Regions from separate parts of the Homo sapiens genome. Here region 2 is linked to region 1. Evidence: read pairs that join two places in POLR2A ChIA-PET (ENCODE). Cell type or tissue: A673. All regions are shown on one strand. Links, peaks and the distances in the headings refer to the core of each region. The heading gives the core; the rest is flanking DNA.

Region 1 (16,510 bases), core at 6,745-11,744:
AGATTTTCTTCTAGGGTTTTTATAGCGTTAGGTCTAACATTTTAAGTCTTTAATCCATCTCGAATTAATTTTTGTATAAAGAAAGGGATCCAGTTTCAGCTTTCTACATATGGCTAGCCAGTTTTCCCAGTACCATGTATTAAATAGGGAATCCTTTCCCCATTTCTTGTTTTTGTCAGGTTTGTCAAAGATCAGATGGTTATAGATGTGTGGTGTTATTTCTGAGGCCTCTGTTCTGTTCCATTGGTCAATATATCTGTTTTGGTACCAGTACCATGCTGTTTTGGTTACTGTAGCCTTGTAGTATAGTTTGAAGTCAGGTAGTACAATGCCTCCAGTTTTGTTCTTTTTGCTTAGGATTGTCTTGGGAATGCGGGCTCTTTTTTGGTTCTATATGAACTTTAAAGTAGTTTTTTCCAATTCTGTGAAGAAAGTCATTGGTAGCTTGATGGGGATGGCATTGAATCTATAAATTATCTTGGGCAGTATGGCCATTTTCACGATATTGATTCTTCCTATCCATAAGCACGGAATGTTCTTCCATTTGTTTGTGTCTCTCTCTTATTTTGTTGAGCAGTGGTTTGTAGTTCTCCTTGAAGAGGTCCCTCATATCCCTTGTAAGTTGGATTCCTAGGTATTTTATTCTCTTTGTAGCAATATGAATGGGAGTTCACTCATGATTTGGCTCTCTGTCTGTTATTAGTGTACAGGAATGAGTAAGCTGTAAAATATTTCTTCAAGATGCATGTGGGAATGAAACACAGAATAGGTACTTATGCCCAGTATACATGAACTTTATTTCTGAGATGTGAACATGAGTCTTTTTAATAGTTTCCCTCACTAAAGCTTAAATGATTCTATGGTACAATTTTTACAAACCAGTTCTATCAAGATTAAAGTAATGATAAAAGTTCATTTAACTTTATATAATACTTTAACCTATTCCACTTAAAATACAGTTAATCCCCCAAGGGAACAGGATTGTTCTAGTTATTCATTTAACCTTCTTTCCTGCTGAAGGGAAAGGGCCTCTGAGTGCTACATAATTAGTGGTGATTAATAGGAGACAGGAATGTGATGAAATTTGGAAAGCTGGAAAAAAACCAATGTAAAAGCCTCAATTAAAATACATGGAAATTCAAATCAGTTCTGTTTTAGCATTTTCAAATATTTAGCAATTTTCTTCAAAAGTAAGATTATAATCCACAAAACTATTTAAACAATGGCAGTAGGAAAAATTTGTAAAATTGGAATAAAAGCTACCCTTAAATCTGGGTCTGAACTGCTTCCTTGACAGGCAAGCGCCTACGAGTACAGGTTAGTCATTCAAGAGTTTATAAATTAGTAGTCTGAGCTGTGAGCCACTACTAGGAAGGGAGAAATATGGGTCACACGCTGTTTAAATTACATGTCCTTTTCAAAACTGTAAGAACAACATACAGATCAGTGGCTAAGAGGGGCTGGGAGGAGGGGCAGGGCTAACTACAAAGTGGCATGGGGGACGTTAAAGGGGTGACAAAACTTGATTGTAGGGATAGTTAACAACAAAATATCCTTGTCAAAACTCAAAGAATTAAATAAAAAGGTAAATTTTACTGTATGTAAATTATACTTTCAAAAAGCAGAAAAAGTTATAGGGAAAAATTAAATTGCCTATTAAAGTAAAAAAATTTGCATGTCATTTAAAACAAATCATATGAAAGATTTCCATTAAGGAGTTCAAATGCTGGAAAATACTTAGTATAATCAAGTATATTAAAACATTTTCCAAACAGTAAGAAATAAGGTAAAATACTTGATTTTAAGAAACATTAGCTTGAGGTAAAAGATCACATAAAAGTTAATCAAATACCTATATGTGATTTCACTGCTTTCTCAGAACTCATAATTTTTAATTTTTAAGAATATGGTAAAAGTGCTAAAAAAGTTATAATTAAAACTACAAAATAATTCATAACATGATTTTTATGTACTACAAAAACTATTAAAATTAAAAAGTTGAACAATTGATGTTCTCTATTTCAATTCTATGACTTGATGAGGGTCCTAAAACCCCAGAGAGATAAAGAGATTTTGTTCTCCCTGGGAGTCTGTAAGCCTTGCTTAAGAAGGACTTCCTTCTTGCTCCCAGGAAACCTTACACTTCCCAACCAGGAATGACACATAATATGCTGCACGTATAAAGCTAGGCTTGATGCTGAATAAAATGTAAATAATTTTTATGGCAGGCACAGTGGCTCGTGCCTGTAATCCCAGCACTTTGGAGGCTGAGGCAGGCAGATGACCTGAGGTTCCGAGTTCGAGACCAGCCTCGCCAACACGGCAAAACTCCATCTCTACTAAAAATACAAAAATTAGCTGGGCGTGGTGGCACATGCCTGTAATCTCAGCTACTCAGGAGGCTGAGGCAGGAGAATCGCTTGAACCTGGGAGGCAGAGGTTGCAGTGAGCTGAGATCATGCCACTGCACTCCAGCCTGGGCAAGAGCAAGACTCTGTCTCAAAAAATAATAATAATTTTTGCAGCTATCCACCCTCAATGGAGAATCTGAGGCAGAGAAGCGAGAAGGAAAGGGAGGCCCCATGAGCTGAGCCTGGGCACAAGGGCCACCTAACAAGGCCTCTCTGAATTCAGAAAGGCTGAACAGGCTGCCCCAGAATGGCAGCCAGCCTCTTCCTTCAGGCAGCTTATACTAGCAAGAGTTGGGTGAGGGGTTTACAGAGGGAATGGCAGAAATAGAAAAACAATTTGTTTTGCTCAACAGAAAAATAATTTAAGAGCCAAGAGAGGCTCTAGTAGTCAGTCCCCTTTGTGACCCCGTATAACCTCAGTCTCAGAAATGAGCCTGCCTTCTTGCTGACAAAAAGAGCCTTAAACCCATATGGCAAGGATGCCTGGGCTTCCTGCTGCCTACCCCACAACTCTAGTTTCCTCCTACCTCCCTATTCTGTTTCTTAGGAAGAAGTACCTCTGCCATCTGTGCTCTCATACCACAGCTCTCAAACCTTTAAATTTTGGTTTTAGACTCTCTTTACACACTAAAAAATTAGAGCCCAAAGAGCTTTTTTTTAATGTGGGCTATAATCTATCAATATTTACTGTATTAGAAATTAAAACCAAGGAATGTTTAAAATATGTATTAATTCATTTAAGCCCATTAAATGTTAATAACATTTTATGGAGGAAAAAAAAACTACATTAAAAAAATGAGAACAGTGGAATTGTTTTACATTTTACAAAACCTTTTAATGTCAGGCTCAATGAAAGCCACAGAGGCTGGGCAAGGTGCCTCACATTTATAATCCCAACACTTTGGGAGGCCGAGGCATGAGGACTGCTTGAGCTCAGGAGTTGGAGACCAGCCTGGGCAACATAGCAAAACCCCATCTCTACAAAAAAAAAAAAAAAAAAAAAAAAAAACATAAAAATAAAAAAACAGGCCAGGCACAGTGGCTTACGCCTGTAATCCCAACACTTTGGGAGGGTGAGGCGGGAGGATCACGAGGTCAGGAGTTCACAACCAGCCTGGCAAAACCCTGTCTCTACTAAAAATACAAAAATTAGCCGGGCATCATGGCGCACGCCTGTAGTCCCAGCTACTTGGGAGGCTGAGGTAGTAGAATCGCTTGAACCCAGGAGGCAGAGGTTGTAGTGAGCCAAGATCGCACCTCTGCACTCCAGTCTGGGTGACAGAGTGAGACTCTGTCTCAAAAAATACACATAAAATAAAAAATAAAAAACTGTCCAGGTGTGGTGACATGCACCTGTAGTCCCAGCTACTCAGAGGGCTGAGGTGGGAGGATGACTTGAACCTAGGAAGTTGAGGCTACAGTGAGCCGTTATCATGGCACTGCACTCCAGCCTGGGTGACAGAGCAAGACTCTGTCTCCAAAAAAAAAAAAGGCTGGATCTCATCTGCTTCTGCAGTCATTCTGACAGTCTTCCTCATGCCTCCAAAAACTCCATGGTACGCTCTTAAGAGAATGAAAGTATAAAGGCAAATGATATCCTAGTAGTACTATGAAAATAGTTTTGACCTTGCAGATCCCCTGAGAGGGTCTCAGAGACCACAGAGCCCTGGACCAGTCTTGGTTCTGAGCAGCACTACTCCAGACAACCATCGTCTCCCATGTGTTCCTGGGTCTGCTTCATTAGATAACCACTCTTGAACCTGGCTCACGCACTCCAGGCTCCCTCACACCACCACCACCAAATGGCCCATCGTCTCTAACCTAAAACGCAACAGAAAACTTCCTCCTTATGCTGTTTTTTAATTCCTTCTGTCATTTCACCAAACTTCTAAGAAAAAGTAGTTCCCTCTGGCTCTACCGCCTCACCACTCCTGCTTTTTGCTATCTTAATTACCAAAGTAATACACAGATACTTTTTTTTAAATCAAACAATATGGATAAATGACCATCCACAATCCCAATCTCCTCCCCACTGATAACCACTGTTAGCCCTAGAAAATACCTATTTTTCTGAATTAAATCAATATCAGATTGAAATTTTTGTTTCCTTGTGTTTTGCCCCCTCCAAATTTTTACTTTTTTTTTAATTCTGAAAAACTTCTATTTAGTTAGATTCCAATTCTTTTGGTGACCTATGTTATGGATCAAATTATAAGGGCTGTCAATTAGGAGATAAAATGAACTAATGCTTCTTTACAAAGTGAGTACTAAACTAATGTTAAGATCATGTGGATTTTATGACAATATAATAAAACGATAATTAGATAACTGTGCCTTGTATGTAAAATCTTCATATTTCATTACCTAAATGCAGATGAATGCTGACTATATTTGTATCATCTTAATTCACAATAGTGCATTTAAGGTTTATGAAACATTTTAATATATAGTATCTCTTTAAAAATTTCATAAGCTATGAGGTTAATACAAATTACCATTAACATTTTATAGATAAGAAAGACAAAGTTCTGGAAGAAAAATTACTTACTCAAAATTGCATAGCTAGAAAAATACACACCCAGAAACCACAAAACTTACCTCTTCTGACTCAAATCAAATCCCACCCCTTTGTGTCATGTTGAATAGTATATCAAAAATTCTAACAATATAAAAATATTAAGTTCTTGCCTTTTTAGATCTAACTTGGAAAAAATTGTCCCTCCTTTCAAAGTTGAATAGAAAATGCAAAAATGGGCCGGGCACAGTGGCTCACGCCTGTAATGGTGGATCACCTGAGACCGGGAGTTTGAGACCAGCCTGGCCAACATGGTAAAACCCCGTCTTCACTAAAAATACAAAAACTAGCCAGCATGGTGGCATGTGCCTGTAGTCCCAGCGACTCGGGAAGCTGAGGCAGGAGAATCACTTGAACCTGGGAGGTGGAGGTTGCAGTGAGCCAAGATTGTGCCACTGCACTCCAGCCTGGGAGACACAGCAAGGCTCTGTCTCAAAAGAAAAAAAAAAAAGAAAGAAAATACAAAAATTAATGCCAAAAGGGATAAATTATTTTTGTTTCTCTATTATACAATATAATCCCTTGGGAAGCCTACATTTCATTTAAAACAACAGTTAAAACTTACTAAAACCTACAACAATATGTAGATGCATTATAAAATTTGAAATACAACTTCTTAAATCCTTTATTTGGGCATTGCCACTAACAAAACACCCAACACCCCCAATCTAAGGATGATGAAACTGCTACTGAAAAGAACACCACACATATATGCTGACCTGGTATTTCAGTATTATGCTTGAAATCCCTGCAATGAACACATAGAAACCCCTTAAATTTCACAATCAGAAATTTGAAATTAAATTATTAAAAAATAATAAACCAGGCCAGGCACAGTGGCTCATGCCTGTAATCCCAGCACTTTGGGAGGCCGAGGCGGGCGGATCACGAGGTCAGGAGATCGAGACCATCCTGGCTAACACGGTGAAACCCTGTCTCTACTAAAAATACAAAAAATTAGCTGGGCGCGGTGGCGGGCGCCTGTAGTCCCAGCTACCTGGGAGGCTGGGGCAGGAGAATGGCGTGAACCCGGGAGGCGGAGCTTGCAGTGAGCTGAGATCGTGCCACTGCCCTCCAGCCTGGGCGACAGAGCGAGACTCCGTCTAAAAATAAAAATAAAAAAAAAAAAAAATAATAATAATAATAAACCTACTTGTATAAATAACAAAGCACCAAATTTATTATTAATCTTACTAAAACATTGTTTCTAAGTCCCTATTTTTTCTTAAATTAAGGCAGCTCCAATGGAGTCTAACACATTTAAATGCTGTATTTATTATATGACATACTGCACTGAATTATGAAAAAAAAACTGAAATTACTAAGAGCTCTGGATCTTAGCTAACTCAATTCTGCAAATAATAATACGGTTAAATTTTAAAATGATAATTAAGCTATTCTTTATAACACAACCTGACGTTACAAAAATATGGACAAGGCAAGTAATTTTTCTTCACATTTTACTCTTCCTAAACCTAGAAAACACACCTGCTCTCAAAACATCTTATCAGGGCCAGGTGCGGTGACTCATGCCTATAATCCCAGCACTTTGAAAGGCCAAGGCGGGTGGATCACCTGAGGTAAGGAGTTCAAGACCAGCCTGGCCAACATGGTGAAACCCCGTCTCTACTAAAAATACAAAAATTAGCTGAGCGTGGTGGTGGGTGCCTATAATCCCAGCCAGTCAGAAGGCTGAGGCGGGAGAATCGCTTGAACTCAAGAGGCAGAGGTTGCAGTGAGCCAAGATCGTGCCATTGTACTCCAGCCTGGGCGACAAGAGCAAAAGTCCATCTCAAAAAAAAAAAAAAAGAAATCTTATCAGAAGACCAAGAACCTATAGTGAGATAGTTCAGTACTCAAGTTAGTCTAAACAGGACTGCAAAGCTGCTTTACTAAGAAATATTTGAGTATTTCACTTACCTCTGTTTCCATACATTGTGAATATCCCAATTTACCTGTAATAAAAATGAAAAGGATTACTTTAAAAAGATTTCAGCTTTTTTAAATCATTGATAAAAATATTTGAGCTTCTCTGGCTATGGCTTTATTATGTCTATGAGAATATCTATGCAAATGAAAGATGCTAGAATGACCAAATATCCCTGAAGGTCCTACTTAGAGATTTAAGTTTAAATAGGCCCATTAAAAAATAACAAAGAAAAAAGGTGAGAAAAAAATGCTTAACTGTAATAAGATCTAAAACATATGTACATATTTAATACAGATATATAAATCAATCAAACAAAAACATTTGAAAGTCTTGCTTTCTTTTAAGAAACACCTTAAAATACTTTAAAGGTATTTTATTTTAAGTATACCTTAGGAAATCTTAAAAGACTGCAAATATATTTCCAGTTTAAAGATACAGTGATCATTTCAATGAAAGGAATAATGTTTAAATTCATACTTTCTTTAATATATGCTGACTGTTTTTCTTTAATATATGATTAGGCAAAACCATATAATTAATTGAGTAATTTTTCCAACAGAGGCTCACTTAAAGAATAATTAGAACTGAACAATATTTGGCTGCACCAACATTAGTATTTTTCTCCATCACTGATACATAATACCAAAGAACATGAACAATTAATACATTTCTGTCAATGTCGCTGACAAAAACATACTTCTTAAACAAAAACAGCTATTTTAAAGAATCACTTATTAAATAGTTTTAACAAAAAGAACGAATAACACAATTATACAATTAATTATACTGCGTACTAGAAAATTGGGTTTTTTTGGTTTTTTTTGTTTTTTTTTTTGAGAAGCAGTCTCACTCTGTCACCCAAGCTGGAGTGCAGTGGTGTGATTTTGGCTCACTGCAACCACCCACTCCCGGGTCCAAGTAATTCTCCCACCTTGGCCTCCTGAGTGAGTAGCTGGGACTACAGGCACCCACCACCATGCCCAGCTAATTTTTGTATTTTTAGTAGAGATGGGGTTTTGCCATGTTGGCCAGGCTGGTCTCGAACTCCTGACCTCAAGTGATCTGCCTGCCTCGGCCTCCCAAAGTGCTGGGATTACAGGCGTGAGCCACCATGCCCAGTCAGTACTAGAAAATTTAATTTCCCCAGACTACACTTAGATTTCACTGACCTAAATTCAAATATGCATTTAGCTCTATACCTTTCCCTTCACCCAATACTATCCTCCCACTTCTTCCTCTCCCCAGGATTTACCCTCACACCTAGCCCACAGTGGTTATTCTAACAGCCTTGTTATTTTTTTAGTACTTAACTAGAATTTCTATGCCTCAGACTGTATTATGACATCACAAAAGAAAAATCACAAATAATAGCTTTTGTATGCTCCCAATTCTTAAAATAAAAAATAAAATTGAAACCACAATTTCTTATTTGAAATGAGTTGGTTGAAAAAAAAACAAAAATGAAAAAATAAAAGAAGACAACCACAACTCCTCATCTCTTAATGATCCTAATGAGAAACACTGGCTGAAACTGAGACCAGAAAATAAGGGGCCTTAGGTTCTATGAATTAAATTAAAAATTATATATGAGCAATAAAGACTACATGAACATATATATAAAATGAGCTTACTAGCTAAGGGTTTATATAATAGGGTTTGATAAGTATAAGACTGTTATTTTACTTATATATTTATTTATTGTTACATAAAACTCTACATTCAACAGTGATTTATAACATACATTTTATTTATTTATACATATGATTGTTTGTTCAGACCATTAATGCTTTTGGTAGTTAAGAATACTTAACTCCCATAAAATTGGTAATTAATTTTACTCGGCAAAGTACTACTGGACAGAAACAGCTCAAGGAAGGGTACAGACTGCCTTTCGGCAAACAGTTACTGAGAGCCTACTCTGCATGGGGGGAAGAGAGAGAGGGAGGAAGAGAGGAGCACTCAGGCAAACTGTAACAGAGAGTAGCCTCTTTAAGAGTATATGAGTTGGCCAAGTGCAGTGGCTCACGCCTGTAATCCCAGCACTTTGGGAGACCGAGGCAGACAGATCATGAGGTCAGGAGATTGAGACTATCCTGGCTAACATGGTGAAACCTCATCTCTATTAAAAATACAAAACATTAGCCGGGTGTGGTGGCAAGTGCCTGTAGTCCCAGCTACTCGGGAGGCTGAGGCAGGAGAATGGCGTGAACCCGGGAGGCAGAGCTTGCAGTGAGCCGAGATTGCGCCGGTGCACTCCAGCCTGGGTGACAGAGTGAGACTCTGTCTCAAAAAAAAAAAAAAAAAAGAGTATGTGAGTTTACATCTTCAGTAGGATATATTCTGAAGATAAAGAGAATTACAAAGAAATCTATAAGTTTTTGTAGTACGTTTCTTGTTGGTAGTATAAAATTCTGAAACTATTTTAATGTATTGCAGCAATGAGCACATGAGTAAATACACTGATATTGCTGGGAGTCATGACTTACACTATGGGAGAAGGAATACACAAACCTAACGTGAGAAGAAAAGGAGCCCTGTGGTGGCAAACTGTAACTAGAGATATTACACAACTTCAAAACATTTCCTAGCTCTGCTCATCAAAAGTGGGAGAAGCCCATGGGGCACGCCAAGCCCATTCCCCTTCAACAGAATCAGGATTCCTTGGGAAATTGGCTGATTTCAGGGCTGGGACAGGGAAATTACAAGGTAAGTCAGGAACATCTTTTTGTACCAGAAAACAATGAAGTGCTTAAAAACAATGATAGAGGAGTGCCAAAAGGGCATAAGAGTCTATAAAATAAGATTTTTTTCAATGACCTGCATTATAAAACTGAAAATGCTGTAAAAGTACTAAAAATTTTTGTGAGAATTCAACAGCTCTTGGTCATTCAATTTGAATTGGTGAGTAACTCACGGTAATATGAAAAGGCTGTAAGTACAAAGTATTTGACCAACTACACAGGTCTGCCATCCAAATTCCTGCTCAAAAGCTAATCTAGGAATCCAAAAATCCCAATCACATGACATCAGAGCTTAAAGGGATCTTGGAAATGATCTTGCTCAATCCATTCATTTTATACATGAGTAATTTGGCTGGGTGTGGTGTCTTGCGCCTGTAATCCCAGCACTTTGGGAGGCTGAGGTGGGAGGATTGTTTGAGCTCAGGAGTTTGAAACCAGCCTAGGTAACATAGCGAGACCCAGTTTCTATCAAAAATAAAAAATTAGCCACGCATGTTGGCACAAGCCTGTAGTCCCAGCTACTCAGGAAGCTGAGGAAGGAGGATCACTTGAGCCCAGGAGGTCCAGTCTGCAGTGAGCTGTGATAGTGCCACAGCACTCCAGAACAGGTGACAGAACAAGGCCTTGCCTCAGAAACCATTAATTAATTAATTAAAAACAGATGAGTAATCTGAGAGCTCAAGGAGTCAAATGAGTTGCACATAATGACACAGAGTTGGTGACAGAGTGAAGAGCACACTCTAAGGCTCCTGATTCCTCCTCATGTATGTTGGTGTGGTTTTCTTATTCTAATCCTCTTGATATGGTTTGGTTCTATGCCCCCACCCAAATCTCCTGTTCAATTATAATTCTCAATGTTAGAGGTGGGGCCTGGTGGGAAGTGATTAGATCATGAGGATGGTTTCTAATGGTGTAGCACCATCCATCCCCCTAGTGCTGTCCTGTGATAGCGAGTTATCATGAGATCTGGTTGTTTCAGTCTGTAGCACCTCCTCCTTCCCTCTTTCTTCCTCCTGCTCCAGCCATCCAGGACGTGCTGGCTTCCCCTTCACCTTTTGCGATGACTGTAAGTTTTCTGAGGCCTCCCCAGCCATGCTTCCTGTACAGCCTGCAGAACAGTGATCCAATTAAACCTCTTTTCTTTATAAATTACCCAGTCTCAGGTAGTTCTTTATAGCAATGCAAGAATGGACTAATATATCTCCATTCCCACTTTCAGTGGCTGTTGGGATTGAGGGGAACTGCAGGGGTACTGTCCAGGCTAACTACCATTTCTACTGTTTCTGAGGAATGGGGAAATGCATTCCTCAAAAAAAATTTTTTTTTTGAGACGGAGTCTCGCTCTGTCGCCCAGGCTGGAGTGCAGTGGCATGATCTTGGCTCACTGCAAGTTCTGCCTCCTGGGTTCAGGCATTGCACTCCACCCTGGGCGAGACAGCGCCACTCCATCTCAAAAAAAAAAATTCTGGGTGAAGTCACAGGATTTGTAAGTTTTAGAGGGATTCATTCCTTAGGTCTGGTGCAGTAAAACAGAAGTGGCCAACCTTTGAAGAAAGACTCAGAACTTGTCAAGTGTAAATCCCTTGATGCTATACTGGTAGTTTCCAATTGAAGAAGCTGTTGTTGAATTGAGGAATGCGGCCAGGCGCAGTGGCTCATACCTGCCATCCGAGCACTTTGGGAGGCCAAGGCAGGTGGATCACGAGGTCAGGAGTTCAAGGCCAGCCTAGCCAAGATGGTGTAACCCCATCTCTACTAAAAATACAAAAATTAGCTGTGCATGGTGGCAGATGCCTATAATCCCAGCTACACGGGAGACTGAGGCAGAGAATTGCTTGAACCCAGGAGGCGGAGGTTGCAGTGAGCAGAGATCACGCCACTGCACTTCCAGCCTGGGCGCAAGAATGAGACTCCATCTCAAAATAAATAAATAAATAAATAAAAATAAAAAAAAGAAAGGCTGAGGTGGGAGAATGGCTTAAGCCCAGGAGGCAGGCAATGAGCTGAGATGGTACCACTGCACTCCAGCCTGGGCAACAGAGCCAGACATTGTCTTTAAAAAAAAAAAAAAAATTTATTAGACGAGTCCCCTTATGTCCCAGGAAACAGAAAAGCCTATGCCTTCCTATAAACTGACACAGAATGGCTTTACGAAACAAACTAGTCCTGATATAAAATGTCTGTCATAAAGAATTCATAACTAAGGCAACACTGTCATCTTCAGCAGACATTATAAATCTTAAATATTGATAATCAGATCATTTCACCATGGGTCTGCTCAGAGAATGCAAATAATACTTTCAAATTAAGGTAGCTACTTATCTTTAAAGTAGAAACCTCAGCATATGGCTGACTTATCATGCAGTCACATTATCAATATGATTCAAACTAGCTGAATAAGCAAAAGGCAAACTATACCTACCAAAAAAACAGAATTTCTGGAACTTTTAAGATAAATGGTTCTCAGAATTATTCTCCAGCTTTTTACTATGTGACCAAATTCTAGACAATGTTTCAGTCCCTCTAACCATGTGAAATTATGTTCTTTTTCATGCTAAAACTGAGATACCAATGAATACACCCTGCTCTCCTGCCAGCATACCTCTGCCACCTTCATTTGTTCAGTAAATATTTATTCACCACCTACTAAGTACTACTCATAAGCACTGATGACACACTGTCGTAGTAAACAAGCTAGACACAGTTCTTGCCTCATAAGGCTTACATTTTATTGAACACAGCCCCAAAAAAGTAATCAAACAAAACAGAACTCGTGATAAATGGATCCAAAAGGGAGAGAAAGTAACAGAAATGACCCCATCTGGGGTGGTCAGGTAAGATTCCTCCAAAAGATGATATTTAAACAGAGACCTTGAAGCTGGGTAGAACCAACTGCAGGGCGGGAAGAAGAATCTGTTCCGGAAGCAGGAGGTGGCGTGTGACAGGCCTGGGAAGTGTTTGGTGGATGAGTAACATAAACTGTGTTTAGACAGGCAGGGGGCAGATCACACAGGCTTGTAAGGATAGTATGATGAGTTCAGATTTGACTTTAAGGAAAATGGGAAGCTATTGAAGGATACCAGGCAAGAGGGTCAGCTGCGTCCAGGTAGTTTCCAGGTCAGTCTTGCTATAATGTGAAGAACGTAGTGGAGACAGCCAGATGGAAAGCTCAAGGCCAGCGAGGAGGCTACTATCATTGTACTGCAGCACTACACGCGGGCGGCCAGGCAGGGAGATGGCAGTAATGAGGGTGAAAAGGAGAGGGTTCATGAAATAATTTGGAAGTAGAACAGGATTTGTTAATGGATTGACAAACAACATCCTGAACATGCTCCATGTTTTCAAGAATAATATTCTCAAACATTTGACCAAAACTGATCAACAACAACCATTAGTTTAAGAACTATAATACTTTTATAAGAAAGGAGTTTATTAAATATGCTTCTGGGACAATTTTTGTATTATTACTAGGAAAAAAAACCCATAGTTTTGTAGTTAACAGGCTGAAATTTAGCAATAAAAAAATTTCTACAGCCTAATCATACCCGAATTTCTTTTTTTCTTTTTTTTTTTTTGAGATGGAGTCTCGCTCTGTCGCCAGTCTAGAGTGCAGTGGCACGATCTTGGCTTACTACAACCTCCGTCTCCAGGGTTCAAGCGATTCTCCTGCCTCAGCCTCCCAAGTAGCTGGGACTACAGGCACACACTACCATGCCCAGCTAATGTTTGTATTTTTAGTAGAGACGGGGTTTCACCATGTTGGCCAGGATGGTCTTGATCTCTTGACCTCATGATCCGCCCACCTCAGCCTCCCAAAGTGCTGGGATTACAGGCGTGAGCCACCACACCCAGCCTCATACATGAATTTCTAAAGTGCAGTGGCCACTGAGGACTTGGAATCAATGAACAGAACTTCAAAAGTTAGGACAGTGAAACTACGTATTTATTAGCTTAAACCAATTTCCCCCAACAAAATCATCTTTGCCAAGTTGCATTTTAAGGGAAAAAAGAATGTTATGCTTTTTTTTTTTTTTTTTTGAGATGGAGTCTTGCTCTGTCGCCCAGGCTGGAGTGCAGTGCATGATCTTGGCTCACTACAGCCTCCGCCTCCCAGGTTCAAGCAATTCTCCTGCCTCAGCCTCCTGAGTAGCTGGGACTACAGGCACGCACCACCACGCCCAGCTAATTTTTGTATTTTCAGTAGAAATGGGATTTCACCATGTTAGCCAGGATGGTCTCAATCTCCTGACCTTGTGATCCGCCCGCCTCAGCGTGAATGTTATGGATTTGATACAAAAAACAGTCAGGGACATGACCTCTAATTTTAAATATCTCTCATGGAAAAAGCATTCATCTGTTCATTCACCAACAATACGTTTGTGTGACAGGCACTCTCCAGAACTTGCATCTTCTTCCTTGAGATTATCTGACCCCCACCCACAGACTCTGCCCCAAGCCAGGCTCTAGGACTTTCAGCCTTCAATCACCTTTGCCATAAATGTGACTTCTATCCTAATTCAGAAATGGAAGCTCCCACTTTATTTTTGACATAGACTACACTTTGCTTCCTAGATTTGTAACTAAATCCCTTACCTTTCAAAAAAAATGACAGCCTTGGATTGTTATTACCAGTCACCTTCCCAGGGACTAGAGTCTCCCCTTGGACCTAGTATCAGTGATTAAAACCCGCCACAAAATTTGGATATTATCTTTTATCTATTTTATGTAATCTGGCAACACTGGAAGCTTGCAGAGCAAATAAGTTTCATCTCTAGTGCCAATTCTGAGTAACAGTGGCTGTCTAGAATGTCATCTTCAGAAGTATTCTGATGGCAAGTACAGGATAGGAGGTGCCCAGGACTATTTAGAAATGGTCTCACTCATAAGTGGGAGTTGAACAATGAGAACACATGGACACAGGGAGGGAAACAACACACACCAGGGCCTGTCAGGGATGGCAGGGGAAAGGGGAGGAAGAGCATTAGGACAAATATGTAATGCCTGTGGGGCTTAAAACCTAGATCACGGGTTGACAGGTGCAGCAAACCAGCATGGCACATGTATACCTATGTAACAAACCTGCACATTCTGCACATGTATCCTGGAACTTAAAGTAAAATTTTAAAAAAGAAGAAGAAATGCTGCCATAGGAATAGAAGACATAATATTTGTATTTAAAGAATAGTACTGTATTCATAAGTATAATAAAAATGTGTAACTTACAAAACTCATTACAAAAAGATATTTCTTGACTATGTATAGTATATGTAGTAAAGGATAAATAGCTAAAAATGTTTATAGTATAAACATTTTTAAATGTTTATACATAAATAGCTAAAAATGTTTATAGCCTGGAGCCACATTTCTGACACTCCTGTGTTAGAAGACAAGGACAATGAAAGTCAAAGTACTCTTTGTAAACTGGGTTGATTTGGATTAAACTTTTCCCTAGTAACAGCAATTCAAACATTGCTTAAACTTCACAAGCTCAAAAATACATAGACATATCACTAGATTTTAGGAATGAGAACTTGGAGGGGAACCTCCCCAAGCCAAATCATAAACAGAGTTCTAGCAGGTGACAATCCCAAATGTTCTACTATTCCCTATCAATTGAAGAGTTCTGGTTTTCATGCATTTCATACACACATCTGTGTCCATTCTCTTTAGAATCTCCTGCCCCTCTGTGGCATCTGAGTATGAGACAACCTAGCCAACAAGAGCCCTGCAGAGAAGCATCCCAGGAACTTCTATCTTCCAAGCCCTAATTCCCTTTAGTTATATCACAACTCTACCAGCCATATCCACTTACCCAAATGTGTTACTTTCCCTCTGTCAAGATTTGGGAGATCTGATTTAAAAACTATAAAAACAACATAGGCTTGACATAGACTACACTTTGCCATTTTTAGCTATTTAACCTTTACTATAAACATTTTTAGCTATTTAACCTTTACTACATATACTATATATAGTCAAGAAATATTTTTGTAATGAGTTTTGTAAGTTACACATTTTTATTATACTTATGAATACAGTACTATTCTTTAAATATAAATATAATGAAAAGATCATTAATTAAAGAAGAAAGTCAAGCTGAGCACTGTGACTCACATCTATAATCCCAGCACTTTGGAAGGCTGGGGGTGGGGGCGCGAATCATTTGAGGTCAGGAGTTTGAGACCAGCCTGGCCAACATGGTGAAACCCTGTCTCAACCAAAAAAAAAAAAAAAAAATTAGCTGGGCATGATGGCACATGCCTGTAGTCTCAGCTACTTGGGAGGCTGAGGAGGGAGAATCGCTTGAACACAGGAGGCGGAGGTTGCAGTGAGTTGAGATCGAGCCACTGCACTCCAGCCTAGGTGACAGAGGGAAACTCCATCTCAAAAAAAAAAAAAAAAAAGGTCAGGGTTAGGGGGCAACTATCATTAATTTAAGGAACTTAACAATTTCCCATCAAAAACATTTAAGTTTATACACATCAGGCAATACAACAGTTCAAATATTTCATCTAAACTATGGCTTATCTTATAGGTCTCAGATGAAATGTGTTCCAAGAGTTTATAGGGAAAGTTATAGTTACATTGTTTTATTATTTACATAAATAAGCCCTCCTATACTCCCCAAAGGATTGAAAGAAGCTAAATTAAATGATCAATAAATGAGTATCAAACAAGTCAGAAAGTGGCAAAAGAAGGAAAAAAACAAATTCAAGATAATATAAAATATATGGAAATCCATAAAAAATATAAACGGTGGTCAAGCACTAATTACCTTTCCCTGATAATCTGCAAGTAACCCTCCATAGTCCATTCTAAAAACCTGGTGGAGCACCTAAGGCAACAAAGGTCT
Region 2 (16,510 bases), core at 827-5,826, 320 kb before region 1:
ATCCTTTTTTTCTTGCTTCTTCCACCTAAAAAATGATAGTAAAACATATCTTTCTGCAGACTTCTGAAGAAAATTATATAAAATTACATGAAGTGGTACCATTAGTGTTATCAAGTAGAACCTACAGGATAGGTGGCAGATTTGGAAGTTTCCCACCTATTTTAATGTTAGAGACCACATATCTATTGACATTATTGCTAAAAAAAAAAATTCCTCACTCAATCAAACATATTTCCAATACCTGTGAAAAGCAGTGTCTTCCAAGAAAATGTGAAGAATTTGAAGACTGATTCTGGCTTAAAAGCACTATGGTGTAGGAATCAAATACATCATGAAAAATCTACATTCTAACCCCTTTCTCAAAAGGCACCAGGAAGAGATAGTTTAATAGAGGGTAACAGACAATCCCATTATCCAAACCATTCCAGAGAGAAAATGATGGAAAACTTCCCAACATTTCCTATGAGGCTAGGTAGCTTCTACTAGAACATACAAGTGAAAGCTGTATATCAAACTTACTTAAAAATATAGATGCAAAAATCCAAAATAAAATACTTAGAATATCAAATGTAGTTGTGTTTTTTAAAAAATATATTAATAGCACATTGTGACCAAGTAAGACTGAGAGGCAGACAGTGTAATGGTTAGGAGTCTGGCTGTGCTGCCAGACTCCCTGGGTTTAAATTTTGGCCCTTCCACTCACTATGTGGCCTTAGACTTATTTAACTTACTTGTGACTTAATTTCCTCATCACAAGTGGGACTGTCTACCTCTTAGTGAGATGTAAGGATTAAATAAACACTTAGAATGTCTAGTACAAAATAAGTGTTTGAGAAATACTAGCAACATCCCAGGAATGCAAGGATGGTTCAACATTAAGAAGTCTACTAATAGATTAAAGACAACATCTTAATAGATGACCCAAAAAAGTGGGTTTTTTTTCTGACTCCCAGCAGGAAACAATTTTTTAAAAAAGATTAAAGTTTTGGAAGCCAGGAGCAGTAGCTAACGCCTGTAATCCCAGCACTTTGGGAGGCCAAGGCGGGCGGATCACCTGAGGTCGGGAGTTTGAGACCAGCCTGACCAACATGGAGAAACCCCATCTCTACTAAAAATACAAAATTAGCCCAGTGTGGTGGCACATGCCTGTAATCCCAGCTACTCGGGAGGCTGAGGCAGGAGAATCACTTGAACCCAGCAGGCGGAGGTTGGGGTGAACCAAGATCGCACCATTGCACTCCAGCCTGGGCAACAAGAGTGAAATTCTATCTCAAAAAAAAAAAAAAAAAGATAAAGTTTTGGATGTGTTCCTGATTTGTAGAGGACAAAAAAACTTCTATGTAAGCTGGAAGTAGAAAGAAACTTCCTTTATTTACAGATTATCTACCAGAAACCCATAGCAACATTACACTCCCTGGTGAAACAGAAGCATTTCCAGCAGAATTAGGTATAAGAAACAGATGTCCATTGTCTCTACAATTATTCCATGTTCTGAAGGCTTTAGCCAGTGCACAAAAACCAGAGAAAGAAAAAATGCAAATCATGTAAAGGAAAAGACAAAAGTGTTATTTGTTGATGAAATGATTCTCTTGGAGTTTCCAGATAGGCTATCAGCTGAAAAATGACTAGCACTTACAAGACTTCAGTAAGGGAGCCAGACACAAGATAAAATATTCAGAAATTAATAGTTTTGCGATCAGGTTACCAATCTTTCTGATTTGCCTGGAACTGGGAGGTGTTCCCCAGGACACTAGACTTTGAGTGCTAAAACTGCCAGGGTCCCAGGCAAACTGGAACAGATGAATCACATTAAAAGCAATAATCACTGGGGAACACATCCTATTCACAACTGTAATAAAAGCTATAAATACCTGGGGACAAAATTTACTACTAACTAGAGGCAAGAGGGAATTAAAACAAAATATTCTCCCACCAGATTGGCCAGTATTTCAGAAGCTGCTAAGACCTAGTGTTGGTGAAGGTGTTTGGGAAAATAACAGCTGTTCAGAGAACTACTTAGTAGATTGAGCAAATCAATAATTTCCATCCAAGAGTTCCAGTTCAAGGAATCTGTTCTGCAGAAATGCTCACACATAGAGATTGCAGATTGGCCTCCAGAAGAGCTGAATCCATTTGCATGCCCACGGGGGGTGTCTGAGAGCTCCTCTTGCCCAGTGTCATCCTTGTCAATTCAGAGGGACTGCTCTCTGAGTACTGTAATAAAGACCTGACTTGGATAACATTAATATTCTGTATTGTGAGAAAGGAAAAAGGACGATCCTACTTTATACAGATCAGCATTGAGTAACTCACTTACTAAGTAGGTATAGACTCAGCAGCCACAGCTTCTTTCTGGACCACATTCCCAGGTCACAGAGTTAACATAGCCAGGAAGAAAGAGCACCGCACCGGGAGAGGGAAACTGAGCAGCTGACCCTAGCTCTGTGCCCGCTGGCAGCATCAGTTCCCTTCTCTGGGGGTCTTCATTTTACTATCTGAAATGAAGGACCCCCCCCAAGCATCTTGGGGTCACAGACCCCTGTAAGAATCTGCGAGAAGAAATGGCCCTATCTCCCCCACTTGTTGTAGAATTCTGCCCAGTCTTCTCCTTGAGGTTCAGTGGATTTTTGGTGAGAATCTGAGCGAGCGGACAGCTAAGATTTCTTGAGTCTGAATTATAGTTGGCTGAGTCTACCGTAGTCTCAGTAAGCTTTACCAGACACAATTCATGTATTTCCAACTAATACACCTTTTAGAAATCACACCTCTTCTTTGATAGGCAGTGTGTGCACATGGTGCGTAGCTGGAAAGGCCATACAGTGAAAACCCACCTCCCTCCCTGCCTGCCTCCCTCGCAGGAGTCCTTCCTGAGATTGGGAAACAGTTACAAGCATATCTGTGAATTTTTATAGATAAAAAAGATCTTAAAGTTTTACATATGTAAAATATATACCTTCTTCAAAGAAGGATATGAAACAACAGTAAAAGACAGGCATAAATGTAGCAGTTTACAACACAGAGTCAACTGTGAGCTCAGCTGTGGCTGAGAATTAATTTTAGCTCTGGGTTTCTGGCAACTAAATCCAAAAAAGGAAGCACAGCAGGTGACACAGCTGACATTGTCTCATAAAGGGGAATATATGCTTTTAATATATTTAAAAGGGAGCTCTCCCCACCATCCTGAGTGATTCGTATTTATTTTTAATTTGTACTTTGCTTTGCTTTTTAAACTTTGCTTTTTTTTTTTAGCAAAAACTAATATAACCACACTCTTAAAAGTTTAAAACTAGAGTTAAAAAAAAATTCTGTATGTTCATCATCTTAGTGTAATTATTGTCAGCACTGAGGTATTTTTTTCACCTTTGTTTCTTTTTGCTGACTCTCATTATTGTAATCATGGTATCATTTATATCTTTTTCCATTGAACATTATATTATAAACCATATTTCACATTTAGTTTCTAAAATCCATAATTTTTAATAGCTCCATAATGTGTAATTAATTCTTTATGCAACTTTATAATGGCCAATAATCAGGAAGCTGTTTCTTTTCAGCTTTTTGCTCTTAAAAGGAATATTGAACATCTTGATTCACTTAAATTTGTCTGTTTCTCACTTTGATTTCAGAATAGATTCTCAAAAAGCAAAATTACTGGGTCAAAGAGTGAAGAGATTTAAGCCCTTTTTACACACTTCCAATTGGATTAATGCCACCAGCAGTGTCTGAGAGCGTAGTTTTTGCTGCACTTTTGCCTGAAATTAAACTTTTCAAAGAAACGTAGCAACTGAATGCTTATTTTATGAGAGACTCAGGGCTTTAAGAACTACTTTATAGGAAATGTAAGAACAGCTCTGAATTTGGCCCTTCTATTCTACACTGACGTAAATTGTCAGCGTAAAACAGAGAAACCTGCACACATATCACGCCAGGACTCACGCATAGAGGAGCCGGAAGGCAGGACATTAAAATGCAACTCAGCGCACGCTGCACTGTTTCCCAGGGGAAGGGTGGTTAGCCGAAACTCATGCCACACCCATTACTGCTTTTTGAGATAAAATAGGAAAAAAGTATATAATTCTACATAGTTGAGTAAGTTCACACTCACACTTGTTACACAGGGCTTCATGTACCAGTGGCCGGTTTTATTTCTTAAATGGGTAGTAGGTGTGTAGAGATTCATATTATTTTTCATATGCTTTTGCATGCCTTAACTCTGTCAAAAAAAAGATATCAGTTGTCTCAAAGGTGTGGTCACGGAAAAGGCAGCTTTCATGGAGAAGGTTTTCAGCAGGTCATGGCTGTCTGGCCCCGGCCCAGTCTGCCCCAGGCCTGGCAGCAACTGAGGGACCCAACCCAGTCTGGATGGGTGCCCCGAGGAGGCCTCACCCACCAGCAGTCAACGCAGTGCAGCCAGGACCTGGCCAGGTCTCAAGAGAGAGTCGAAGCCATGAACTGATCTTTATGACATGAGTGCATCACAAACTATTGAAGTGGTGAGAAGCTAGTTTCTCACAGCTGCCACTTTAGCAATTGTGAGTTTTCTTTGGTTTATTTGAATTGAACATTGGGAGAGTGTAAGGTCTTTCTAGCTGTTGACAAATGGGATCACGAAGATTAAGACAAATTAAGACAGACCTATGGTGCCCATTTAGTTATCTAATTGTCCCTGTAAGCCTTCAAAAATGTTAGAAATGACCTTTGGCACATAAAAACTGTCCCCGAAATTGCTTCTTGCATCTTTGCTTCATCTGACTTGCAACCCTATTTTTGATTCAGAATGTTTTAAGTTTTCAACAGGTTGTACTAACATGATATGTCTTTAATAGGAATTTTAGCAAGTTGACACCATTTTGAGTTAAGAATTGTGACTTGTTTAAATGAATATGCTTATTTGTTAAAATAACATATTATGGAGAATGGAGAAGTATCCAGAATGTATAAACATTCTATATTGTTTAGCTAAATAGTTTTTAAGTCGTTCTCCAGTAAAAGAGGCAGAATTGTCTGTGAACTGGAGATGATCCATCCTCACTGGCTTTATACCATATTGTTCCAGTTAGAGTTGGTAAATTACAATAAACCAGTGTCATTCCATTTCCAAATAGAGTTTGAAATGATTTAGGAAACACTCACTTACATTAGTAGTGTATACTTTTAAAAGTGAAAGTTACCTGTAATTCCAGCACTTTGGGAGGCGCAGACAGGCAGATCATCTGAGGTCAGGAGTTCGAGACCAGCCTGGCCAACATGGTGAAACCCTGTCTCTCCTGAAAATACAAAAATTAGCCAGGCGTGATGAGTGCCTGTAATCCCAGCTACTCGGGAGGCTGAGGCAGGAGAATCACTGGAACCTGAGAGGCGGAGGTTGCAGTGAGCCGAGATTGAGCCATTGCACTGCAGCCTGGGTGATGGAGTGAGACCCTGTCAAAAAAAAAAAAAAAAAGAAAACTTCCCAGTTGGGCAGTGGCTAATGCCTGTAATCCCAACACTTTGGGAGGCTGAGGCAAGTAGATCACTTGAGCCCAGGAGTTGAAGGTCAGCCTGGGCAACATAGTAAGACCCTCTGTACAAAAAGTTTTTTTAAATTAGCTAGGCGTGGTGGTGTGCACCTGGGGTCCCAGCTATTCAGGAGGCTGAGGTGGGAGGATCACTTGAGCTAGGGAGGTTGAGGCTGAGGCTGCAGTGAGCGGTGTTTGCGCCACTGCACTCCAGCCTGGGCGACAGAGCAAGACCCTGTCTCAAAAAAAAGAAAAGAAAAACTTCTGTAATGAATTGCTGGTTGCATAGCAGTCATACCTACTCTATTGTTGGAAAGTTTTGTGGGAAAAGAATGAAGCACCAGAAAGGTAAACGTTCTTCCAGCCTCTTTCTGTATTTCTAACTTTTTCTTCCAGATTCAGGGCTAGAAGAGGGGGCAGGAGTGCACAGACCCTTGACACTTATTCCATCACCCATTGTGAGCTTGAAACCAGAGGGGGGACTCAGAGAAAACCCTGGGGACCTGTTGCAGCCCCACTGCCAAAAAGCTTAGAGTTGGCAGCCTCCTGCTAACTGTCTGGAGTCACTGACTAACATCACACCGTATCAGTACAGAAGATGTTCAGTTCACAACTCCCAAATATTTAACTGGAACATCTGTTGCTATGAGACAGTGGCAAAATATTTTTCAGAAGTCACCAGCTTCCTCCTTTCATCAAGAGCACAGAAAACTTCATGGCTATTCATGCTATAAATATTGAGGAAGCTGGGTAAATGGTGTGAGCTGCAGAGGGAGTCAAGTTCAGCATCTCCGTCCACTTACAGCTAGCTCAGGTCTGATTGATTGGGGTTCTATGTTTGCCAAAAGCCACCTACTATTTTCAGTTGTTGGTTTCTGCTATTTTAATGAAATAGGTCCCAGGCTATTTTGACAGCTGCCCTGGGTCTTTCCTTTGTAAAATGTGACAGTTCTAGCACCGAGTGTGGACCAGCCCCGAGCTTGTTCCTCCCAATACCTATGTTGTAGTTTTGCCAGGTGCTGCCTGCTAGGTTGGGTGGGGAAGGGGTGGAGAGAAGTTGGTGGGGGCTTAGGAAGGACGGTGACCATTTTCTCGCCTACTAAGAGAAGGCAGTCAGCTAGGATTCACTGTGCAACACAGCTGGGCAGGAAGAAGAGAATCCCCTGTTTGTAAGAGAACAGTCACATACTAGATGCTGTCTACGGCTTGTGAAAAACACAAGGAAACGGCCACCTGAGAGTACTAAAGTGGCCAGGCCCACGGGGTGTGCTGCAAGCACACAGCAGGCATCTGCCTAGCCCGGCCCCTCTGCAGAGCCATAGGGCCTGCCATGCCAGTGACACTGGGCTTTGGACTGCCAAATGGGGCAAAGACAATAGGAGAGAAAGGCTGAGCTGATTTCTCAGTGGGACTGAGACGGAGATCTAGGGAGGCTGATGCTGCAGACAAGTGCAAGGGCCCTCTGTGGTCAGTTTCAGCTGGCCAGTTCTGCTCTCTGGAAACTTCAGTGTTCAATATTTAAATGTGTGGTTTTGTTTGTTTGTTTGTTTGAGATGGGGTCTCGCCTTGTCACCCAGGCTGGAGTGCAGTGGTGTGATCATAGCTCACTGTAGCCTCAAACTCCTGGGCTCAAGCAGTCCTCCCACTTCACCCTCCTGTGCTAGGATTGCAGGTGTGAGCTCCCATAGCTGGTCTTATACAAAAAAAAGTGTTTAATGTTTTCATGTCAAAGTTAAAACAAAGTGCTTGTACATGGTTTTTTCAAACAGTACACATAGATTGTGTATACAGTGCAGAAAGGGAAAGCTGTCATCCCTTCTACTGGTGGCCCCTGAGGTTTTATTCCCTAGGGGGATAACCGAGTGTGTAGACAGTTGTGCTGTGTCCTGCTGACATTTTTCCTTTTTCCTTTTTTTTTTTTTTCTTTTTTTTTTTGAGACGGAGTTTCGCTCTTGTTGCCCAGGCTGGAGTGCAATGGCGCAATCTCGGCTCACTGCAACCTCCACCTCCTGGGTTCAAGCAATTCTCCTGCCTCAGCCTCTGGAGTAGCTGGGATTACAGGCACCTGCCACCACACCCAGCTAATTTTTTGTATTTTTAGTAGAGATGGGGTTTCCCCATATTGGCCAGGCTGGTCTCGAACTCCTGACCTCAGGTGATCCTCCTGTCTCGGCCTCCCAAAAGTACTGGGATTACAGGTGTGAGCCACCGCGCCCGGCCCTGCTGACATTTTTCTGTGTCCATGTGCACCTAGGTGAGCACACAGAGCTGATTTTGTCTGGGGAAAATGGGATCCTGCTATACACACCATTTTGCAGCCTTTTGAAAAATTCATTAATGTATCTCAGACATCCTCCGTGACAGTCACAGTGCCTACCATTGTATATGTCATCATTTAGTAATTTCCCACTTACTGATGACATTTTAAAATTTTTCATTAAAGAAGAGCTGGGCTCAGGCGTTCACACCTGCCATCCCAGCACTTTGGGAGGCCAAGACAGGATGATCACTTGAGTTCAAAAGTTTAAGACCAACATGGACAACATAAGGGGACCCTCTCTACAAAATTTTTCTTTTTTTTGACGGAGTCTCACTCTGTCGCCCAGGGTGGAGTGCAGTGGTGCGATCTTAGCTCATTGCAAGCTCCACCTCCCGGGTTCACGCCATTCTCCTGCCTCAGCCTCCGGAGTAGCTGGGACTACAGGCGCCCGCCACCATGCCATGCTAATTTTTTTTATATTTTTGGTAGAGACGGGGTTTCACCATGTTAGCGAGGATGGTCTCAATCTCCTGACCTCGTGATCCACCCGCCTCGGCCTCCCAAAGTGCTAAGATTACAAGCGTGAGCCACCGTGCCCAGCCAAAAAAATGTTTTTTTAATTGTCCCAGCTACTCAGGAGGCTGAGGCAGGAGGATCCCTTGAGCCCAGGAGTTGGAGGCTGCAGTGGCTATGATTGCACCACTGCACTCCAGCCTGGGTAGCAGTGGAAGACCCCATTTCTAAAATAATAATAATAAAAAATTCCTTTTTTATACTTTAATATTCACTTATCATAAAATAAATGTTTTAGTTAAAATGTCATAAAGCTAGAAATGAACTCTCTTAGGACCCCATCCTTCAAAGACAACCTGTGCTTTCTTAATTGCATTGTAAATGTTTTAATAAAGTAATTTTTTTTTTCATTTTGCTAGCTAGCTAGGTAAAACATTTTCATGGTTTAGGACTTAAAAGGAACAAAAGGGTATATAGTGAAAAGTTGATCTCCTTCCTACCCCGAACTAGTGTTAAGATTCTTGAATGTCCTTTCAGGTATGTTCAGGCAGACGCATATATTTACACACATACAATGGAGCCAGCTGTATACACTGTTTAGTACCCTAGTGTTCCTCCCTGGCTCCCCAGCAACGTATTTTGAAGATCTTTCCATTTCACAAGTATGGCTGCCTCATTCCTGTTGATGGCTGATAGTATCCTCTGCAGAGATACCGCCGTGGATTTAACCAGTCTTCAGTTGATAGGTATTTGGGTTGTTCCCCTTTTTATTATTATAAATTGTTCCTCAGTAAACATTTGTATATATGTCATTTTGCACATGTATGGGTCTATCTAGAAAAACTTACAGAAGTGTAATTGCTGTGTCTAGGGGGATAATTTTGATAGCTGTAGCTCAGCTGTTCTACAGCCCACTGCCCTTGCTATCTCCAGTAGCTCCCGTGGGAAGTGGCCTTCCCCAAACCCTCAGCAGTGCAACTCAGGTGTTTGGATCTCTGTCAGTTTCACAGCAGAAAAATAGAATCTCCTTGTTTTAATTTGCGTTTCCCTTATGAGAAGGGTTTAGCATTATTTCCAGTACCTAAGCTATTGGAATTTCCTTTCCTGTGAGCTGTATGTTTATAGCCTTTGCCTGTTTTCCTAATGGCTGTTGTTTTTCTTACTGATTTAAGGACTTCTTTAGATATTGAAGGAGGGTATCCTTTATATGTGATATGAGTTATTAACAGTCCAGTACATACATTTTAACATTAAGTTCAGTACACTTAATGAAGAATCACAGAATTTGTTTTTTCTTGCACTGAACACCTACAGTGTGTAGCACTGATAAATGCTTCATCCCCCCCAAGAGTAGAGCCACTGTGTAAGGCTGCACTTGTTATGTACTGCAGAAGCCAGGGGTGCCATCAGTAGACCTCATTGTGAGCAGGCCCGTGTCCCAAATTGCATGGGAGCCCCTTGTCCACTAATTAAAGATTGACAAGTGAAAGGCAGCTTGCTTACCCGATGTAGCACTTGGCAGCTCTCAGAGGCAGCCTTGGTGGTTTCACTGCTTCATAGTTCAGTGCCCCCAGGGTGAGTGCAGCATCAGGGATGGACCTGCCCACGTGAAACCAGAGAGGCTGGTCTTTGGCAGTGGCTGTGAATTGTTGCCACCAGCCGTGTGTAGACAAAAGTCAAGTTGGAGTAAGTGGGGAGAGGTCTGTATAATGCAATGCAAGTTTTTATGACTTGAATTAGTTAAATCTGCAGCCCAAAATTTCATGAAAATAAATATTTAAAACATTTTATTAAAAATTAAATTGACAAAGTCATATTAGAAATTAGTATTTCAATTTTCCCAACTCTAAGTATACTGGAATAAATTGCCTTAAAGTGAAAGAGTGAGAGTGTATTTAGTAAGTCTTGGTTAAGCCTTTTTGGTTTACATTCAGAAACAAGAAAAGAATGACTGATGTAAAATGTCATGACCTGCAAGTTAGGTCGTTTCCAATTCTGCTTTCTTCAACATTGAGTTGTTGGCCAGGTGCGGTGGCTCATGCCTGTAATCCCAGCACTTTGGGAGGCCGAGGTGGGCGGATCACTTGAGGTCAGGAGTTCAAGACCAGCCTGGCCAACGTGGTGAAACCCTCTCTCTACTAAAAAATACAAAAATTAGCCGGGTGTGGTGGCAGCACCTGTAATCCCAGCTTCTCGGGGGGCTGAAGCAGAATTGCTTGAACCCAGGAGGTGGAGGTTGCAGTGAGACAATACCGTGCCACTGCACTTTAGCCTGGGCAACAGAGTGAGACTCCATCTCAAAATAAATAAATAAATAAATAAACAAAATTGAGTTAAGTGACAGATGATTGAAAATACTTTTTTTTTTTTTTTTGAGACAGGGTCTTGCTCTGTCACCCAGGCTGGAGTGCTGTAGCACAATCTTGGCTCACTGCAACCTCCATCTTCTACGCTTAAGTGATCCTCCCACCTCAGCCTCCCGAGTAGCTGGGACTACAGGCATGCACTACCAGACCCAGCTAATTTTTGTATTTTTAGTAGAGATGGGGTTTTGCCATGTTGCCCAGGCTTGAAAATACTTTTTGATAATAGCTCACTATTTGATTTTTGGGATGTAACTCTGAAGACAATCAAAGAACTGAATGACATTGTAGAACATAATTCATTCCCATTTACATATATCTGTGGACAAGATTTCTCATATATGTAAAAATTAAGAGGAATAGAATTGATCCCAAGCCTTGGCCCTTTCTGGCAGTATTTAATATTCACCCTTGGATAAATGAATTAATAGGAAAAAAATAGATATAGATAGGTAGATAGATAACATTTAATACTTTGTAATCACAGGAAATTAAAAAGAATCAACTTCAACTGATTGGAATTATTTCTGATTTTTAATATATTCTATCAATACATTTAACAGAAGAAGAGTTTTTTAAAGTGATTATATTGTTTCCAGAAATTAAAATTATATCATATGCAACTATTTGACTTATGAAAAATAATAGATGTTAACTTTAAAATAAATGAGAGGTATCTAGTATCTAGTTTTTTCAAATGTTCATTAGCCAAGTGTAGTGGCATGTGCCTGTAGTCCCTGCTACTCAAGAGGTTGAAGTGGGAGAATCACTTAAGCCCAGGAGTTCAAAGCTGCAGTCAGCTAGGGTGGTGCCAGTGTACGCCACCCTGGGTGACAGAGCGAGACCTTGTCTCTAAATAAATAAATACAGATGTTCACAGCAATGTATGAAAGCCATTGCATTATATGAAACTCGTAGTGCCCAGAAAACCAAAAACAAAAATTAGTTCCTCCCACTCCTACGTGCATCTGTTCATATGGACATACAAACCTGTGTAATTTTTACAGCTGGGAAAAAAATGCTTCTGCTAGTGAAATAATCCATTTTAAAATGAGATAAAATGAAAAATAGGATTTTAAATTTAAGAGCCAATCTTTCAGATTCAATTTTTTTTAGGTAAAGTAAGATATACATAAGCCTGTCTGGCAAAAATGCACCATTATGGGGCTGGCCCGGTGGCTCACACCTGTAATCCCAGCACTTTGGGAGGCCGAAGTGGGTGGATCACGAAGTCAGGAGATTGAGACCATCCTGGCTAACATGGTGAAACCCCATCTCTACTAAAAAATACAAAAAATTAGCCAGGCGTGGTGGTGGGTGCCTGTAGTCACAGCTACTTGGGAGGCTGAGGCAGGAGAATGGTGTGAACCCGGGAGGCGGAGCTTGCAGTGAGCCGAGATCGCACCACTGCACCTCCAGCCTGGGTGGCAGAGCAAGACTCCGTCTCAAAAAAAAAAAGCACCATTATGCAGAAAACAGACTAGGTCTCTTTCTTGTTACTTGAACTCTGCATAAAATACAGAAGTCTTTCAGACATATTAAGCTCCTTTTCTCAACTGGCCTGGAAACAATTTGAGGGCAGGAATTACTTCCTGTGCTTAGTATTTAATTATAGGGGCAGAATAAATAATTGGTTCTGCAAACATTTTGCAACAGTAATTCTGGATGATGAATGAGGGGCTCCATTAACATGAAAAAGTGTCAAGTTTTAAAAATAAAATACTTGGGCCGGGCGCCGTGGCTCACGCCTGTAATCCCAGCACTTTGGGAGGCCGAGGCGGGCGGATCACAAGGTCAGGAGTTCGAGACTATCCTGGCTAACACGGTGAAACCCCGTCTCTACTAAAAATACAAAAATATTAGCCAGGAGTGGTGGCAGGCGCCTGTAGTCCCGGCTACACGGGAGGCTGAGGCAGGAGAATGGCGTGAACCCAGGAGGCGGAGCTTGCAATGAGCCGAGATTGCGCCACTGCACTCCAGCCTGGGCGACAGAGTGAGACTGCGTCTCCAAAAAAAAGAAAGAAAGAAAAGAAAATACTTATACATAGTACAGTATAAGATTCAGAAAGCCCAAAGGAGAGAACTTTTTTTTTTTTTTTGAGCTGTAGTCCCATTCTGACGCCCAAGCTGGAGTGCAGTGGCACCATCTCAGCACACTAGAACCTCCACCTCCCAGGTCCCAGGTTCAAGCAATTCTCCTGCCTCAGCCTCCCAAGTAGCTGGGACTACAGGCTCCCCACCACCACGCCCGGCTGATTTTTGTATTTTCAGTAGAGATGGGGTTTCCTCATGTTGCCCAGGCTGGTCTCTAACTCCTGACTTCAAGTGATCCACCCGCCTCGGCCTCCCAAAGTGCTGGGATTACAGGCATGAGCCACGGCGCCCGGCCAGTAACTTATTTTTTTAATGTATACCTTTTGTTCCCTTTGAATTCTACCATGTGCAAGAATTACCTCTTTAACATGGAACAACCAGGTCAAAATGTATATACATCTTTAAAATTGACCAGTAGCTACTTTGACTTGCCTAAAAACGTACCAGTGCATCTGCTCAGCTGCACCGTTGGTGGGTGCCTGTTTCCCCGGCCCCTCCCTTTGGCTAACAGCACATCATGGAATCACTTCACACCCTCCTTGTCGGTGACCAAGCATGGTGATGGCGCAGCCCTTTCCTGTTTAAACGGCACGGGACTCTCTTTGTTGCAGGCCAGACGGGTGCAGGGAACAACTGGGCGAAAGGGCACTACACGGAGGGCGCGGAGCTGGTGGACGCAGTGCTGGACGTGGTGCGGAAGGAGTGCGAGCACTGCGACTGCCTGCAGGGCTTCCAGCTCACGCACTCGCTGGGCGGCGGCACGGGCTCAGGCATGGGCACGCTGCTCATCAGCAAGATCCGTGAGGAGTTCCCGGACCGCATCATGAACACCTTCAGCGTCATGCCCTCGCCCAAGGTGTCGGACACGGTGGTGGAGCCCTACAATGCCACACTGTCGGTGCACCAGCTGGTGGAGAATACAGACGAGACCTACTGCATCGACAACGAGGCGCTCTATGACATCTGCTTCCGCACTCTGAAGCTGACAACGCCCACCTACGGGGACCTCAACCACCTGGTGTCCGCCACCATGAGTGGGGTCACCACCTCGCTGCGCTTCCCGGGCCAGCTCAATGCTGACCTGCGCAAGCTGGCGGTGAACATGGTGCCCTTCCCGCGCCTGCACTTCTTCATGCCTGGCTTCGCGCCGCTCACCAGCCGCGGCAGCCAGCAGTACCGGGCCCTGACCGTGCCCGAGCTCACCCAGCAGATGTTCGACGCCAGGAACATGATGGCCGCCTGCGATCCGCGCCATGGCCGCTACCTGACCGTGGCCACCGTGTTCCGCGGGCCCATGTCCATGAAGGAGGTGGACGAGCAGATGCTGGCCATCCAGAGTAAGAACAGCAGCTACTTCGTGGAGTGGATTCCCAACAACGTGAAGGTGGCCGTGTGCGACATCCCGCCCCGCGGCCTGAAGATGGCCTCCACCTTCATCGGCAACAGCACGGCCATCCAGGAGCTGTTCAAGCGCATCTCCGAGCAGTTCTCAGCCATGTTCCGGCGCAAGGCCTTCCTGCACTGGTTCACGGGTGAGGGCATGGATGAAATGGAGTTCACCGAGGCGGAGAGCAACATGAACGACCTGGTATCCGAGTACCAGCAGTACCAGGATGCCACCGCCAATGACGGGGAGGAAGCTTTTGAGGATGAGGAAGAGGAGATCGATGGATAGTCGGAATAGAGCCGCCCCAACTCAGATCCTACAACACGCAAGTTCCTTCTTGAACCCTGGTGCCTCCTACCCTATGGCCCTGAATGGTGCACTGGTTTAATTGTGTTGGTGTCGGCCCCTCACAAATGCAGCCAAGTCATGTAATTAGTCATCTGGAACAAAGACTAAAAACAGCAGAGAATTGCGGGTTCTACCCAGTCAGAAGATCACACCATGGAGACTTTCTACTAGAGGACTTGAAAGAGAACTGAGGGGCCACAAAATAAACTTCACCTTCCATTAAGTGTTCAAGCATGTCTGCAAATTAGGAGGGAGTTAGAAACAGTCTTTTTCATCCTTTGTGATGAAGCCTGAAATTGTGCCGTGTTGCCTTATATGAATATGCAGTATGGGACTTTGAAATAATGATTCATAATAAAATACTAAACGTGTGTCTTCATCTCTCTAGCCATGTGCATAAATGACGTAAGTTACTTTGTATGGTTACAATGGCTACTTGGGTCACTGGTCTCTCCCTGGGGTGAACTCCTCCCCACTTCAGTTCACGAAAACAACAGAGGAAAGGGCTCTTCTTTAAATGGAGGCTTTAAGGGGGGCAGCCAAAACTGTTGCTAGCTGGAAGGCAATGCAGTACAGACAAAAGCCCCTCCTCCATCCGCAGCCACCTTTTAGACTCCCACAGGATCTTGCATTTTCCCAAGTCAGGTCCTGGGCTAGGGTTCCCCAACCTTGTAGGGGAACAAACAGCCCCAAAAGGCCTCCGGACAAAGCCAGGGGTGCTGGGTGGGAGCTGGGGTGCCAACAGCCAGCCCTGCATGGAAGGGATGGGCCCTTTTCTGCTGTGACCCATCACACCTGATGGCTTCTACCACCGGCCACACCTTTGGAGTTTCCAAAGATAAACTCCACGGGGCACGCACAGTAGCCCTGCTAGTGCCTGGTACAGACCTCACTGTTGACAATATTTTTGCTTTACTTCTTCCTGCCCTCTTGAAGCTGTGAACGTGGGACTTGCTCTAGCCATAAGAATGGGCATAGTGTGTCACCCCCGAGTGGAAGCGTCATGTGCCAGTGCCAGCCCTCCTGCTCTGCCTCCCACGTGGGCAGCCCCCCCGATCCCTCCTGTCCACCCGTCCAGGTTCCTGAGTGACCATCCTGGGCAGAGCCCACTCTGACCTGTGTTGGACAGGGAATAAGAGACAGACAAAGCTTTGTCATTCGGGACCACTTAGGGTTAGGGTTCCCCACAGTACAACCACAACACCACCCTTGGTCTGTGATCCCAGGCCTTACATTGACTAGCTGTATTTATTTTGTGTTAAGCCCCAGCCTTGGGCAGATGGAAAGTTCATCACTAAACACAGCAGCATGGCTTGAGGTGATCACAGATCTTTTTGCAGAAATCTGAACTATTCTGAGACCACAGTAAAAATAAATCTTACCAGCTCACCACCCACATCTGTCCTGAAAACATGTTCTGTGTGACCGTGGAAAGATCTATGCATGAGCAGGCCCCACAAGATGGTGGCACAGGGAGCCACGGTTGCTCCTAGCACAGAGGGCCACTTGCACAGGTTGAGCAGCCATCCAGGGCCCAGAGCTTAAGGTTGCTCACCTCACCAGAAACATGGGTGTTGTCGGTGCTATCTGGCTTTGTCACTCTTACTGTATCAAGCCTGACAGACAGTGGGCCCCACTCTCGTCCCCCGGGAGGTCTCACAGCCAAGGCCTGTGAGAGGGCAGCCCACGCTGGCTCCATGCCTTGCAGTGGTTGGATAAGGAGTAGAGAGCGTCTCCTAATCGTCTACTGCCTGTATGGTAAAAAGCACACCCAGCACCCTCACAACTGTGTGAGCCTCAGCCTGGAAACAATGCTTCATTGGGCACCTCCCAAAAACACCCTATGAGGAAAGGAAGTGGCCAGTGTGGCAATGCCTGCAGGTGCAAAGGTCCAGCAGGGGGCGCCTGTTCTCCTGGCATGCTGAGCTGTGGAGTCCAAACAGCTGCTTCCACGGCCTGCCGGGGACAGGTGGGTATCTCAGGCTGCTGGGAAGTAGCCATGGGTGGAGCATGCATGGCCTGGGGCCATGGCAGGGATGCCACTAGA

What was found. Peaks named below come from ENCODE experiments on the same cell type or tissue, not always from the same donor. Only the 100,000 strongest peaks of a DNase experiment are listed, where the experiment ranks them.
Region 2: POLR2A ChIA-PET joins it to region 1 with 13 read pairs; 3 of 35 experiments call an interaction of 5 or more read pairs at or near these places.

What each region holds. Positions count from the first base shown.
Region 1 is chr18:12,628,156-12,644,665 of GRCh38, forward strand. It overlaps SPIRE1 (spire type actin nucleation factor 1), which reads right to left. Exons shown (of 17, transcript NM_001128626.2): 2 at 6,907-6,941. Among named protein-coding and RNA genes, the nearest start is that of SPIRE1, 22 kb to the right of the region's middle. In A673, for the core only: no CTCF peak of the experiment used is centred there; no DNase peak of the experiment used is centred there.
Region 2 is chr18:12,311,728-12,328,237 of GRCh38, forward strand. It overlaps TUBB6 (tubulin beta 6 class V), which reads left to right. Exons shown (of 4, transcript NM_032525.3): 4 at 13,340-14,889. The coding sequence ends at 14,403. Among named protein-coding and RNA genes, the nearest start is that of TUBB6, 12 kb to the left of the region's middle. RefSeq lists enhancers at 6,817-7,317, 6,857-6,926, 15,839-16,510 and a silencer at 16,223-16,510. In A673, for the core only: no CTCF peak of the experiment used is centred there; no DNase peak of the experiment used is centred there; H3K4me3 peaks cover 644 bases; H3K27ac peaks cover 2,981 bases.